Linked DNA regions of Homo sapiens: region 2 is linked to region 1. The links are chromatin loops, found by intact Hi-C in ENCODE. Cell type or tissue: sigmoid colon. All regions are shown on one strand. Each heading gives the region's core, and the rest is flanking DNA. Links, peaks and the distances in the headings are about the cores only. Region 1 overlaps NUCKS1 (nuclear casein kinase and cyclin dependent kinase substrate 1). Region 2 overlaps SRGAP2 (SLIT-ROBO Rho GTPase activating protein 2).

Region 1 (6,803 bases), core at 2,841-5,340:
CATCAGTTCTTTGGAAGAGTTAGATTTGTAAAGACTTAGGAAAGGAAGGTTTGAGAAGCTGCATCAACAGTAGCATGTGTGGATTATAGGTTTGGAAGGACTTGGGTTGGAAAATGGTTTTTACCACTTAATGGCTTGCAATAAAGTTACTTGGCCTTTTGAGCATAGTTTCCTCAGTTAATTAGCTCCTCTTGTGACATTAGGGTGAGAATTAAATGAGAATTTAGGCAAAGTAACTAGAACATATCAAATATCTGAAGTAACTGCTGTTATAATTATTACTAAAAGTCGCCGTGGATTCACACACAAAAAATGTCATATAGGTCAGGAGTCTTCATAATGTTTGCTTTTGGAGGTGTCTTAAACATTTGATTTAAATTTTATGTAGTTATTCATTTGAGACAGGTTCTCCCTCTCTCACCCAGGCCAGAGTGCAGTGTGGTGATCTCGACTCGCACTGCAACCTCCGCCTCCCAGGCTCAAGCTATTCTCCCACCTCAGCCCCTGGAGTGGCTGGGACTTCACAGGTGCATGCCACCACACCCAGCTAATTTATTTTTATTTATTTATTTTTGTAGAGATGGAATTTCTCCATGATGCCTAGGCTGATCTTGAATTTATGGGCTGAAGCCATCCGCCCACCTCGGCCTCCCACAGTGCTGGGATTACAGGTGTGGGCCACCACACCTGGCTCAAATTTTAGTATATGTGCTGCCAAAGCGAGCATGCCTGTCTCAAATTTTTAAGTATAATTTTGGGCCAGTCGTAGTGATTCCTGCCTGTAATCTCAGCATGGTGGGAGGATTGCATGAGCCCAGGAGTTGGAGACCAGCCTGGGCAACCTGTCTACAAAAAAAAAAAAAAAAATTAGCTGGGCATGGTAGTGTCCACCTCTAGTCCTGGGTACTCTGGAGGCTACAGTGAGCCACTGCAGTCCAGCCTGGGTGACAGAGTAAAAACCTGTCTTTTAAAAATAAATAGGCTGGGCATGGTGGCTCATGCCTGTAATCCTAGCACGTTGGGAGGCCAAGGCGGGCAGATCACTTGAGGTCAGCGGTTTGAAACCAGCCTGGCCAACATGATGGAACCCTGTCTCTACTAAAAATACAAAAAAAGTAGCCGGGCATGGTGGTGGATACCTGTAATCTCAGCTATTGGGGAGGCTGAGGCAGGAGAATTGCTTGAACCCGGGAGGTAGAGGTTGCAGTGAGCCGAGATCACGCCACTGCACTCCAGCCTGGGAAACAAAGCGAGACTCCGTCTCAAAAAATAAATAAAAGATAAAAATAGATAAATATAATTTTGGAGGTAAAGTTTAGCAGTTTTCTTTAATGTGGAACTTTCAAAGCTTTTCACATTAAAATTCATTTTGAATGTTTATTGGGGTGGTAATACTGATAATATCCAACTGATAATTACCAGTAAATCTTTAGAAAACCTATTTTGACAACACAGGTTGGACAATTCTGTAATGAGATAATTTTTAAAATACGATACTATAAGACAAATGTATACTTTTAAAATACTTTTGATTAGCTGTGTTTAATTTTATGATTCCTGGGAAGATTTTATTTGAACAAAAAGTGTTTACTGCTAAAAAGTTTAACTGTCACTGATTTAAATGAACTAATTTCCTTTTTTAAAAATTTATTAGAGCAAAAGAATTCTGTGAAAATACCGAGGTTTTATTTCAACAAGGATTTTGACAGCTTCACATAGGTCCTTGTAAGATGGAGAAATACAGGCAGAATGATAGCTCAGTGTGAGGGACTTTGCCTGAGCAGCCTTACCCGGAGAGGGCTGACAAATAAATAGATTGTTACCCTGGAAGACTGTTTGCACTGTTGCCTGAAAGGATTCTGTTCTTGGCATATCTTCTAATTAATGATATAGATGAGGACACTGATGGTGTGCTGATTAAATTTGCAGATGTTAAGAAGTTGGGGAAGATAAATAATATGCTGAAATGGCAGGATCAGGATACCAAACGGTCTTAGATTATGGAAAAGGAGGTTTTAGTCATTGGAATTACAATATATAGTCCACTGAATGATGGAACAGTCCAAAAGGGAACTGAAATCTTGGATTGCATTGAAGTATAGAGTAGAATAGGAAGAGGAGGGTCATAATCCTGATTTGCTCCCCATTCCCCATCTTTTTATAATCATATTATGTTTCATCCTGGGTGCTGCTTTAGTATTTACTAAATCCAAGGTGGTATGGAGGAAAGCAGCTAGAGCATGAAGCGAGTACTTGAAATATGAGGAAGTGTTAAAAAGGAGCCCTAGTATTTAGCTTCAGAGAAAAAGTGGGAATAGTCATATAAATTTAAGGAATGCTCTGAAGAGGAGGGGTTAGATTTAGACCATGCTAATCCCAGGAGGTGGAACTAGATAGAACCAGTGAGTGGACACTAGAGGCAGATTCATCTCCTTGTAAAGAACTATTTAATTATTGGAATTTTTTTTTTTTTTTTTTAGAAGGAGTTTTGCTCTGTCACCCAGGCTGGAGTGCAGTGGCGTGATCTCGGCTCACTGCAAACTCCGTTCCCCGGGTTCAAGCTATTCTCCTGCCTCAACCTCCCAAGTACCTGGGATTACAGGCGCCTACAACCACGCCGGGCTAATTTTTTATTTTTTATTTTTTAGTAGAGATGGAGTTTTGCCATGTTGGCCAGGCTGGTCTTGAACTCCTGACCTCAGGTGATCCACTGCCTCGGCCTCTCAAAGTGCTGGGATTACAGGGGTGAGCCACCACACCTGGCAATTACTGGAATTTTCTTAGCATAGGCTGCCTTGGAGATCATGAGAAGTTCTCAGTCATTCTCTTCTAGGGATATTTGTTAACAGGATACAAGCTAAAGGTTGAATTAGATTGTCTAGGGTCCAGTAGCTCTACTACATATAATACTCTCAGCACCACCATATCTCCCACCCCCACGACCATCAGACTTTGATAGGTTTTATGAATGCTTTAAACTTAAAAAATGATTTAAAAATTTTTGATCTAAATGGTAACCTGAACTTTGCCATAAAGTCAGAAATAAAAATAGGGAGGGCTGGATGTGGTGGCTCATGCTTGTAATCCTAGCACTTTGAGAGGCCGAGAAGGGAGGATCACTTGAGGCCAGGAGTTCAAAACCAGCCTGGGAAACAGCAAGACTTGGTCTCTACAAAAAAAAATTTTTAATTTACTGGCTGTTGTGACACACACCTGTAATCTCAACTCCCCAGGAGGCTGAGTTGGGAGAATTGCTTGAGTCCAGGAGTTTGAGGCTATAGTGAGCTATGGTCACACCACTGCACTTCATGCACTCCAACCTGGATGACAGAGCAGACCCTGTCTCCAAAAAAAAAAAAGAGATATTTTGGTATTACATTTTAGTGAGATGAACAAGAAAACAAAGACAATCTTTCTGAATGATACTAGAACCAATACTTTTAAGACTTACATATTTTTCAACAAAGTGACTTAATCATCATATCCAAATAAGAGTTAGTTATGTGTTCAAAATTACAGTGGTATTCTGGGTGGAACAAGTTAATACTTATAAGTAATAATAGCTGTTATTGATATTTATATACCTTGCACAAATGTTCTGAAATGTTCTCAACACTCTTGTTATTCCTGTAACAGGTATTGTTATTCCTGTTTTACAGATGATGAGACTGAAGTTCAGTCAGGGGAAGTAACTTGCTTGAGGATATACAACTAGTAAGAGTCAGGACGTAAATTCAAGAATCTGTGTTTTTAACCTCTCTGCTATATTGAAATTTTATGCTGTCCTCCAGTTCTAGTTATTGATACTCATTTTACATTGAAGAGTTAGTTTAGCTTTGGCATTTAACTATCATGTGTCACATAGCACCAGGGATACATTCTGAGAACTGCATTTTTAGGTGATTTGCATGTATTTCCACAAAACCAGATGGTGTAGTCTCCTGCACACCTAGGCTGTATGGTATAGCCTATTGCTCCTAGACTACAAACATGTATAGCATGTTACTGTACTGAATACTGTAAGCAATTGTAACACAATGGTAGGTATTTATATATCTAAACATAGAAAAAGTACAGTAAAAATATGCTATAATAATCTTGTGAGACCATTGTCATGTATGCAGTTCACCATAATGTCATGCAGCACATGATTGTATTTTGAAGAAATTAGAATGTTTCTTTGTTTTCACCTAGAAATAGAACCTCTCATGCCCTGGGACTTAAATGAAATTCTTAAATGCTGGATTTCTGTCCTATCATCTCATTAGGAACAAATTCATCAAAAATGTATTTCAACCCCAGACAAAGCAAGCCTTTAAGTGGTGGAAATAGTATGTTATTTATATTATTTTGAATAAGCATCTTTAGGAGGCAGGACATTGTTTGGGAAATAAACTTTTTTATTTTTTTTTTGAGATGGAGTCTTGCTCTATCACCCAGGCTGGAGTGCAGTGGCACAATCTTGGCCCACTGTAACCTCCACCTTCCGGGTTCAAGCGATTCTTGTGCCTCAGCCTCCCGAGTAGCTGGGATTACAGGTGACCGCCACCACGCCTGGCTAATTTTTTGTATTTTTAGTGGAGATGGGGTTTCACCATGTTGGCCAGGCTGGTCTTGAACTCCTGACTTCAGGTGATCCACCCACCTTGGCCTCCCAAAGTGCTGGGATTACAGGCGTGAGCCACCAAGCCCGGCCTGAACCAAATTATTATGAGTCATTATGAGTCATCATGAATGGCCCTTGTTATCACAGATCTTTTATTTATTTATTTTATCTTTTCCCTCTTTAGCATTTATGGATGACTATATTTGTTTCTGACTGGTTGCCCTTAATAAGGCAGAATTGCTTCTATATTCATATTTTGCTTTACACTGATTTTATGGTATTTGTGATAAATGGCATATGAGATCATTCTGGCTGTTTTCAGATCATTGAAAGTTAAAATACTTCATATTTCAACGGAAGGGATAGTCTTTCAATTTAATTTTAAAATTTAATTGTTTATATAATGCCAATATAGTCTACATGGCATTTCTGTAGTTCTGTTTGTTGAAAAGTAGGATAGAAAAATATGTACTAAATAAAAAGTATCCTTTTTAGTGTCTTAGGTTTAAAGTAACAAGTTACAGGCCAGGCCTGGTGGCTCACACCTGTAATCCCAGCATTTTGGGAGATTAAGGTGAGAGGATTGCTTGAGGCCAGGAGTTTGAGACCAGCATGGGAAACATAGAAAGGCCCCGTCTCTACAAAAAAAAAAAATTGTTTTTAATTAGCCAGGCATGGTGGCTGTGTGCCTTTCTGTAGTTCCACAAGCTAAGGTGGGAGGATCACTTGAGCTCAGGAGTTGGAGACTGCAGTGAGCTATGACTGCCACTGCACTCCAGCCTGGATGACAGAACAAGACCCTGTCTCAATTGTTGGATGGATGGATGGGTGGACGGACAGATGGAAGATAGGTAGGTAGGTCTGTCTAGATAGATACAGATAGATATACAGGGAAGGAGGAGGAGATTAAGTTTTCTTCTGTTGTGGAGGGCAGTTAATTTTTAATGACAAATGCCATGAAAAACAGTATTGTGATCATAATGCAATATGATCATTTGCAGTGACCATTTTCTATATTATATTTTAATATAATGCCTGCCATTTATGTTATTTATTAAATATTTTATTTATTATTTAATTTATTATTTAAACATTTAATTTTATAGAATATCTTTTAGATCTGTCAAGCAATTTAGGTTATCAGTTCCAACAGAGGAAGAACTAAGGCCCAGAGAAATTACATGATTTTCTTGACATTCTAGAACCAGAACCCAGGATTCCTAGTACAAAGAGTCCATACTAATTCCTTTCTTGAGTGTTTCTAGTGATAGAGTAAGGAAGTAGCCATTGTTAGCAGACAGTTAAAGCTCTTTATGTTGAACCTACACTTAATGTGATTGCTAAAGCTAAGCTGTACCTCTACTACTCCTTTCACATCAAAGCCCTAAAGTAGCTAACATGTTTTCCCATTTTACAAGTTAAATATTCTCAATTTATTCATTTGTTCTTCATATGATATACCGTTTACCATTCTGGTTGTCCATCCTTATGTAGTTTCATAGGATATATCCATTGCTACGTCGTACCCAGAAATGGGGTAATAATATGTTAGTTGCCACCCCACAAGCATGGGATAAGCTAGAATTATACCTACAAGTTCGGAACCTGTATTTTAATTATTAGAGGATAAGATGTAAGAGTTCCTCTTCTAGATACCTTTCTTCCCCTGGTTCTATGACCCATTTTTTTTATCCTAAATAATACAGAAAATGGTCGTGTTTGCATTATGATCATCATACTATTTTTCATGGCATTTGTCATTAAAAAATCACTGTTTTGCCAGAACATGGCAGGCATTTCCATAGTAGCCCAAAAATATTAGATTTTTTCATAGTCATATTTTTAAGAAAGAAAATATATTTTTATTGTAATAAAATATGCTTAGCATAAAATTTACCATCTTAACTTTTTTTTTTTTTTTTGAGACAGAGTCTTGCTCTGTTGCCAGGCTGGAGTGCAGTGGTGCGATCCCTGCTCACTGCAACCTCTGTCTCCCAGGTTCAAGCAATTCTCCTGCATCAGTCTCCCAAGTAGCTGGCACTACAGGCACGCACCACCACGCCCAGCTAATTTTTGTACTTTTACTAGAGACGGGTTTTCACCATGTTGGCCAGGATGGTCTCGATCTTTTGACCTCATGATCCGCCCACCTTGGCCTCCCAAAGTGCTGGGATTACAGGCATGAGCCACTGTGCCC
Region 2 (6,803 bases), core at 1,749-4,248, 710 kb before region 1:
ACACAGTCTGCGGTAGTAATGTTCCCTGACTAATCTTGTGGTTTTTCCAGAGGCTGCTAATAAATGTTGAGTGCACAAGAAACAGGTGGGTAGGTTGGGAGACTATCTTGGAGGAAACTGGAGGAAGGCACCTGTCCCCGTGAGCCACACCCCTCCAGGACTCTGACCCACTGGGCTGGGACTCAGGGGCCAGGGCTGTAGGGGTCTCTGTGCCCCGGGCACTGGACCAGAGCCTGCAGTGGTTTGATGTTTGAGAAGTGAGGGCGGAGGTTCTGCCTGACTTTAGAAGGAAGGGAATGCTATTCTACAGCTTTTCACCACGCATGCAAGGGGGAAAACCAAAGCTCTAAGTCACATGCACAAGGACAGCTCCCTGGAGCTCATCATCCAGTAGGCTGAGACCTAAAGTGACCAACAACCTCCCCAGTCACCACCAACCATCTGTCGGTGACAAAAAGCTTTCTCTCCCAGCTGGCCAGCATAGGTTCCTCCAGCTTGGACCCAGACACTGAAATCTGCAGTACAGCAGAGAGGGATGAACCCAGGGATGTCACTGGTATTACTAAGTTCACAGAACACAAATGCCACTTTCTTCACTCCTTGGGCAAGAGGCTGTTCTGTGGGGGTCAGGGAGAAGCGTGGACCAATTGGCCTCTAATTAAGTAAACAACCTCCCCTGTCCTCCCCTACCTCAGTCGATAGCAATGGGGCTGGCCGAATTGGTTCCAGATGTTGAATTCAGACAGAATCCGATTTGGGCTGGCTTGTGCTTTCAGCTCAGGCTGAAATACTATTTAGGGGAAGAAGGGAGGGGGAGGAGGAGGGGGAGGTAAGGGACGTTAGGGATTAAAAGAGAGAGGCAGTTGTCTTTGTGTTTAGTGAAAAAACGACGCTGTAAATGGTACCATGGCGGGTGGCATGGGGTAACGGACTGTACCCTGTACAAAGAGATGAGATTGGGGTTAAATTCCCATCACTAGAGTGGCCTAAAATACTGTCACTGGCCTTTCTGGGTTGCAGCTACTTCATCCATAAAATAGAAATAGTGATTTGTTCTTTGTCAAACAGAGGGGTCTAGCAAACATATATCCCAGGGATTCCTTTTAGATCTCTGTTCCGAAGCTAGGTCATGGAAAACCTGGCCCCACAGAATGGAATGCTGCTTCAGGGGAGGACAGTCCCTAACCTGCCAAAAACAAGGCTTACCCTTCTTTCTCTTCACAAATTTCTAAAATCATTCTGAAGTGCCAGCTTACAAACTCACGGTCAGGAAATTATGCCTTTTATCTAAACTCTTCCCAAAAGGAAGGGAATTCCCTGGGACCCAGGATGGTTTTTCTCAGAATACAGAGCACAGAGTAGAAGCCCAAGAGACACTGTTGATGAATAAAGATCACTTCTAGATGCAACTTTATAAAAAGTCCTTTCTTAGAGATTAGTATCACAATTAATGTTGTCAATATCTTTCAGAATAGTCCCTTGCCACTCAGAACTCATCAAAAAGGGAGGTGGCAAGAAGTGGCATTTAGTCTGTGGGTGGGGCCGAGGTGGGGGCTGCCTATAGCATCCCCAGACCCTAGCAGCCTGGGAGTGAGGAGTTGGGAGGATCTGGGTGTTTCCCTTTGGTTTTCGTGTGGCCATCTGGCTCCCATGCCAGTGTGTGCTAGTGAATCCCTCCCCTCCTCCCGTCCCAAGCCCCCCTACCAGTAATCCTCCATGCTTCCTCCTCTGCTGTAGACAGGGCCCTCCAGCTCCCTGGGGCTTGGGAAGATGTTCTCATGCTGGATGATGATGGTTTTGATCAGCTCATTCACGTGGGCTTGGCAGGACACCTGGTCGTGGCCCTCTGGCACTGACATTAGCGAGGGCCCGAAGCAGATGGCGAGGTTGTAGGGGTCCATCATGTTCTCTTCACTGAACTGTGATAAACTGGAGGAGAAGGGAAAGGGGGCAAGCTGGAAAGCTCTCGCATGAATGCCCAGAAAACACAATCACAGGAGGCGCTGCCAAGAGCAAAAGCAGAAGGTCCACAAATTGCCACCTGCCTTTCTGGGTGTCAGAGACTTTCCAGAAAGTAAGCTGGGGAGAAAACTGACAACCAGAATGGTCATTCAGGAGCTCAGGAAATGCAAACTAGAGGTACTTGCTTGCAGCTCTGATCCCTTCTCTCTTTCCAGCTCCCATTTCAAATTCTACTTACCACCCCATCCTCATCCCTATCCCCGGATCTTATCTATCAAAGGCCACATGACCTTGAGAACATGTCACTCTGCAGAGCTGAATATGGCTGCTACACACCAACATACTAAGCTGCCAGGGCAGACGGGGACCCTCAGGCTGCCCTGGTAAAGATATGGTCAGAGGCACAGGCACTGTGCATTGTGTACCTTCTTGCATAACAAAATAATCAAATTATTAGGGATATTCCTTTCTAGCCTCTAGACTTATTAACAAATAGCCAACTGATTAGCTTTCGTATTCCATCAAGCCAGTGAATTTCTTCCTAGAACAGCAAATGCAATTGTTTTTCGTGTTCATAATCTCCTTCTAGATTATTACATTCAGGATTTTTTCAGGAAAAGGTCAGCATGCCATTTGGCTTCTGCTCGGGCTTCCTCTGGATGCAGGCTGACTTCATTCTCGGGTATTTATTTATTCTGGGAACTCTCCCCTTCTCAGCCAGCAGCTGTTCCAGCCACACCTCCAACCTTGGCCAAGGACCCAAGGCCTTCAATGAGCCACTGCACCTGATGAGTCCCATTGGGCCTTGCCCGTCCAGGCATTGAGGGCTGGGCCAGCTCTGGATACCTCCCCAACACAGCCTGCAGAGCTGTGAGCTCTGCTGAGGAGTCTCCCTTATAGGCATGGGCAGGATTTGATTCTGAGAAGGAACCAAAGGTCCTCTGTTGGGAAACGAGGCCTGAGACTCAGCTGTCTCCATCTGAGTAGCTGTTCTTCAGAACTGATTGCAGAGTTTGTTTCTGTAGTGTACCCCTCATCCAGCCTCACATTACAAAGCCCATTACCCTCTGACTCAGTGGTTCTCTCCCCTCCTGGAGATGTACCCCCTGTCTGTTTGCGAATCACTGCAGGACTTGAAGAGTGGTATTATGGACGTGATGGGAGAAAAGAGTTGAGAATCACTGTTCTCTAGAGCCTGGAATCAAATGCAGGAGAGGCCAGCAACGGGGGAGGTTACAAATCTCATTGGATTGCTTCACAGGAGTTCTTAAAAGTGTATAATCCTTCCCCGGATCCTGAGTTCAAAGAGAGCAGAGATTTAGAAAAGACTAGGGGAAGTTTCTAAGTCTACTTCCTAGTCAAATTAAAACTGGGGAGGGACAGGAGGATAATTACCTTGGTAACCTCAGAGCAAACAACTGAGGCATGAGGTGCTGCAGGCTTAAGCTGTAGCTAATCCAAGGCTGGCCAGTTCCTGGTGTCATGGAGGGACAAAGAGGAGGAAGGCCTTGATACTTTAGAGTGATCTGACAATGTTTTGGTAACATAAAAGAAAACCAGTAGTGTCTGGGAAGCCTGATGGTCAAAGGGAAACAAACTCTAGTCCTGAGAGTCCTGAGTCAAAGCTCTGTGGAAGATGAAGAATGTTGGGAAGCCTGCTAAGGTAAGAACTGTTCAATTCATAGGTGGCTACAATGACCAGGAGCTTGAAGAGGACACATCTTTGTGGACTGTGGTCTCATGATTCTAGGTCTATTTTCTTGCTCCCATCAAAATACAGATGAAAATCCATTTTTCTTTTCCAATATACAGTGGGAACATCTAAGTTTAGGGGCTGAAGCAGTGGTTCTTTTTTTTTTTTTTGAGACGGAGTCGCCTGTCTGGGTTACAGTGGTACAATCTTGGCTCACTGAGGCCTCTGCCTCCTGGGTTCAAGTGATTCTCCTGCCTCAGCCTCCCAAGTAGCTGGGACCACAGGCGTGCACCACCACGCCTGGCTAATTTTTATATTTTTAGTAGAGAGAGGGTTTCGCCATGTTGGCCAGGCTGGTCTCAAACTCCTGACCTCAGGTGATCCACCCGCCTTGGCCACCCAACGTGCTGGGATTACAGGTGTGAGCTACTGCGCCTGTCCTAAAGCAGTGGTTCTTAACTATTTAGGGGACACAAGTTCCTTCAATAACTTGACAAAAACTAGGGATTCTCTCCCCAGAAAAATTCACATATGTGCGCATATAAATAAATGCACACAGTTTTGTGTAAAATGTCATGGTGTTAATAATCTTTGAAGTCCCTGAAGGCTGTGTCTAGTGTAAGAGTATAAAAAACTGGATTTTTATTTTTAAAGAAATATCTAGGCCAGGCGCGGTGTAATTACAGGCTCATGCCTGTAATCCCAGCACTTTGTGAGGTCGAGGTGGGTGGATCACCTGAGGTCAGGAGTTTGAGACCAGCTTGGCCAACATGGTGAAACCCTGTCTCTACTACAAATACAAAAAAATTAGTCTGGCGTGGAGGTATGCACCTGTAATCCCAGCTACTCGGGAGACTGAGGCAGGAGAATCGCTTGAACCTGGGAGGCAGAGGTTGCCGTAAGCAGAGATTGTGCCATTGCACTCCAGCTTGGGGGACAAGAGCAAAACTCCATCTCAAAAACAAACAAACAAAAACAAACAAACAACAACAAAATAAAAACAAAGAAATACCTAAAATGGATAACATTAGTAACAACTCTCTGCTTTAAAATTTTTGGTGTCGACTTGTAGTCACTCATGCCATGTCCTCAAAGAGTTCTACTGTATTTCTACAGTTTCAGTTCATATTATTAGTGAATTCTCCTAACTGATTTGAACTCATCTTTTGTGCTTCATAAAAAGGTTCAGCATTGTGGTTAGGAACAGAGGCTTTTTGGGGCGCCAGGATTGGTGTTGGGAAACTTACTTTTTAGCATGCACTTTTCTGGATTTTTAACTTTTTAATGATATGCAATTACCTCTCCAGAGGGCCCCTGCTAAGCTGTACTTGGATTCCAGACCCACAGAAACTGAGATATTAGCTTTTTTGGTTCCTTGAGATTGACAATGTGTCCAATCCAAGAACAAACAGTAGCCAGAAATAAAGTACACATACATCCAGGACTCACAGCAATGAAGAAAAAGGGTCCTGATGGTCTGGGCCCAGGCAGAGTCTGCATCGGGAGCTACCTGCCAACTATTGCTACCCCTGTCCGGAAGTGCACACCTGTCAGCTGCTGTCTTCCTGTGGAGGTGGTCTGCTTTATCATTTGTGTCTTGCATTCTATTTATTATTTTAGAAAACACTTTATTAATGCTGCATTTTTTTAATGTTAACACTTTGATGAGCAAATCAATCTCGTTTCAATCAGAAAAAAACCCAATAAAAGCAAAACAAAATGAATAATTTGAATTGGTGCAATTCCTATGCTGTCTTCAATAGTGGCTGCCATCTCTGCAAGCAGCAACCCTGCATGGATGCTTATTCTATTGTTTCTCCCCACTGTACTGTCACATATAGTCCCCCAGCCCTCCCTGTTTTCCCCTCATCCCCATTTGCTCACCACTGTCATGCTCCCAGCTCTGGGGGCACAGACGAGGCTCATGTTGAGGGCAGGTATTGGTCTCTGAGGGGAGACAATGACTGGTAGCCCTGAAGGGACTAACTCGAGAGTAATTAGCAGAGTTTCCAGGCTGCACATGAACACGCTGTGTGACTCACTGGGGTGTTCAACCCAAAGGCAGTGGTGGTGCTGAGTCAGGGCCTGGCCAATGAATAGAGCAGACACAACCGCATGGAAGAGACAAGATGGGGAACAAGGACCCTCTGTAGCTCTGAAGGGCCAGCAAGGGGGCTACATGATAGTGTGGGTGCCCCAGAAAAGGTCTCAAGCTGGGGCCACTAACCCAGATACCTATAAGGCCAGGTTGACCACAAACTTGGAAGCAAGCTGACACTTATGAAATGGTCTCTAAAGTTGTATTCCTTTTAAGCAGAGACTAACCTTGTAGAAGGCTCCTCATTTTCACAAAGAAATATGTGCAAAAACACCTGGGTCCCTTGGTTTACCTTTTGTTTCCCCTACTCTGATAGATTCATGGATCCAGAGAAACATTTTTGTTCTCTATGAAAACCACAAAACAAGAGTGATGATAAATAGCAACTGAATTCAGCCTCAGGATTGGGGGACAACGGGGAGGGCTGGGGACTGTGGTGAATTGGGGAGTGCCTGCCCCATCTAGGGAGTACAGCCCTTACTCCACAGGGAATTGCTGCCACCAGGGACTGCAGAGTCAGTATCACCAGATCTAATAATTTTTCAAAAGAAGCTAGAAATCTAGGTTTTTAAAAAGTGAAATTTCCCCAAATGTAAGTATGATTTCATTGTTCTCAAGACACAATAGACACCTGAAGAGAACACATCTTCGGCTTTATCTGGCTCTCAGGGTGCCCATTTATAACCTTTGGTCTAGGCTGTTGAGGGCGAAACTGCAGCAAAACCAAAGTGAAAAGACAGAGGTGCCTCAGAGGGGAAGAATCACATGTCCTTGCTTGGTGCCTTTCCTGTCATGTGGGGACTCCAAAGCTTGCTCCACACAAGGACATGCTGCTTGGACGAGAAGAAATGCCCCATCCACACCCGCGGCCCCCTCTGCTCCTCAGACCTTTGTTGTAGACACATCCGTTCCCTGGGTGATTAGCTAAATACCACCAGTACATGGGCAACTCCTGCACTGGCAGCTCCACTCCTGGTTTCTCCCTTAAGGGTTGGATTCCTAGGTCCAATTGTTCAAAATCTCCACTTGGACATCTCACAAGTGCCTCAA

What was found. Peaks named below come from ENCODE experiments on the same cell type or tissue, not always from the same donor. Only the 100,000 strongest peaks of a DNase experiment are listed, where the experiment ranks them.
Region 2: a loop joins it to region 1, with 5 times the contacts of the local background. A loop is called at or near these places in 1 of 110 quality-filtered maps.

The regions. Positions count from the first base shown.
Region 1 is chr1:205,732,505-205,739,307 of GRCh38, reverse strand. The region is part of intron 1 of NUCKS1 (nuclear casein kinase and cyclin dependent kinase substrate 1); the gene reads left to right. Among named protein-coding and RNA genes, the nearest start is that of NUCKS1, 14 kb to the left of the region's middle. In sigmoid colon, for the core only: no CTCF peak of the experiment used is centred there; no DNase peak of the experiment used is centred there.
Region 2 is chr1:206,441,201-206,448,003 of GRCh38, reverse strand. SRGAP2 (SLIT-ROBO Rho GTPase activating protein 2) reads right to left here. Exons shown (of 23, transcript NM_015326.5): 18 at 1,705-1,929. Among named protein-coding and RNA genes, the nearest start is that of IKBKE, 26 kb to the left of the region's middle. In sigmoid colon, for the core only: no CTCF peak of the experiment used is centred there; a DNase peak (open chromatin) is centred at 2,734.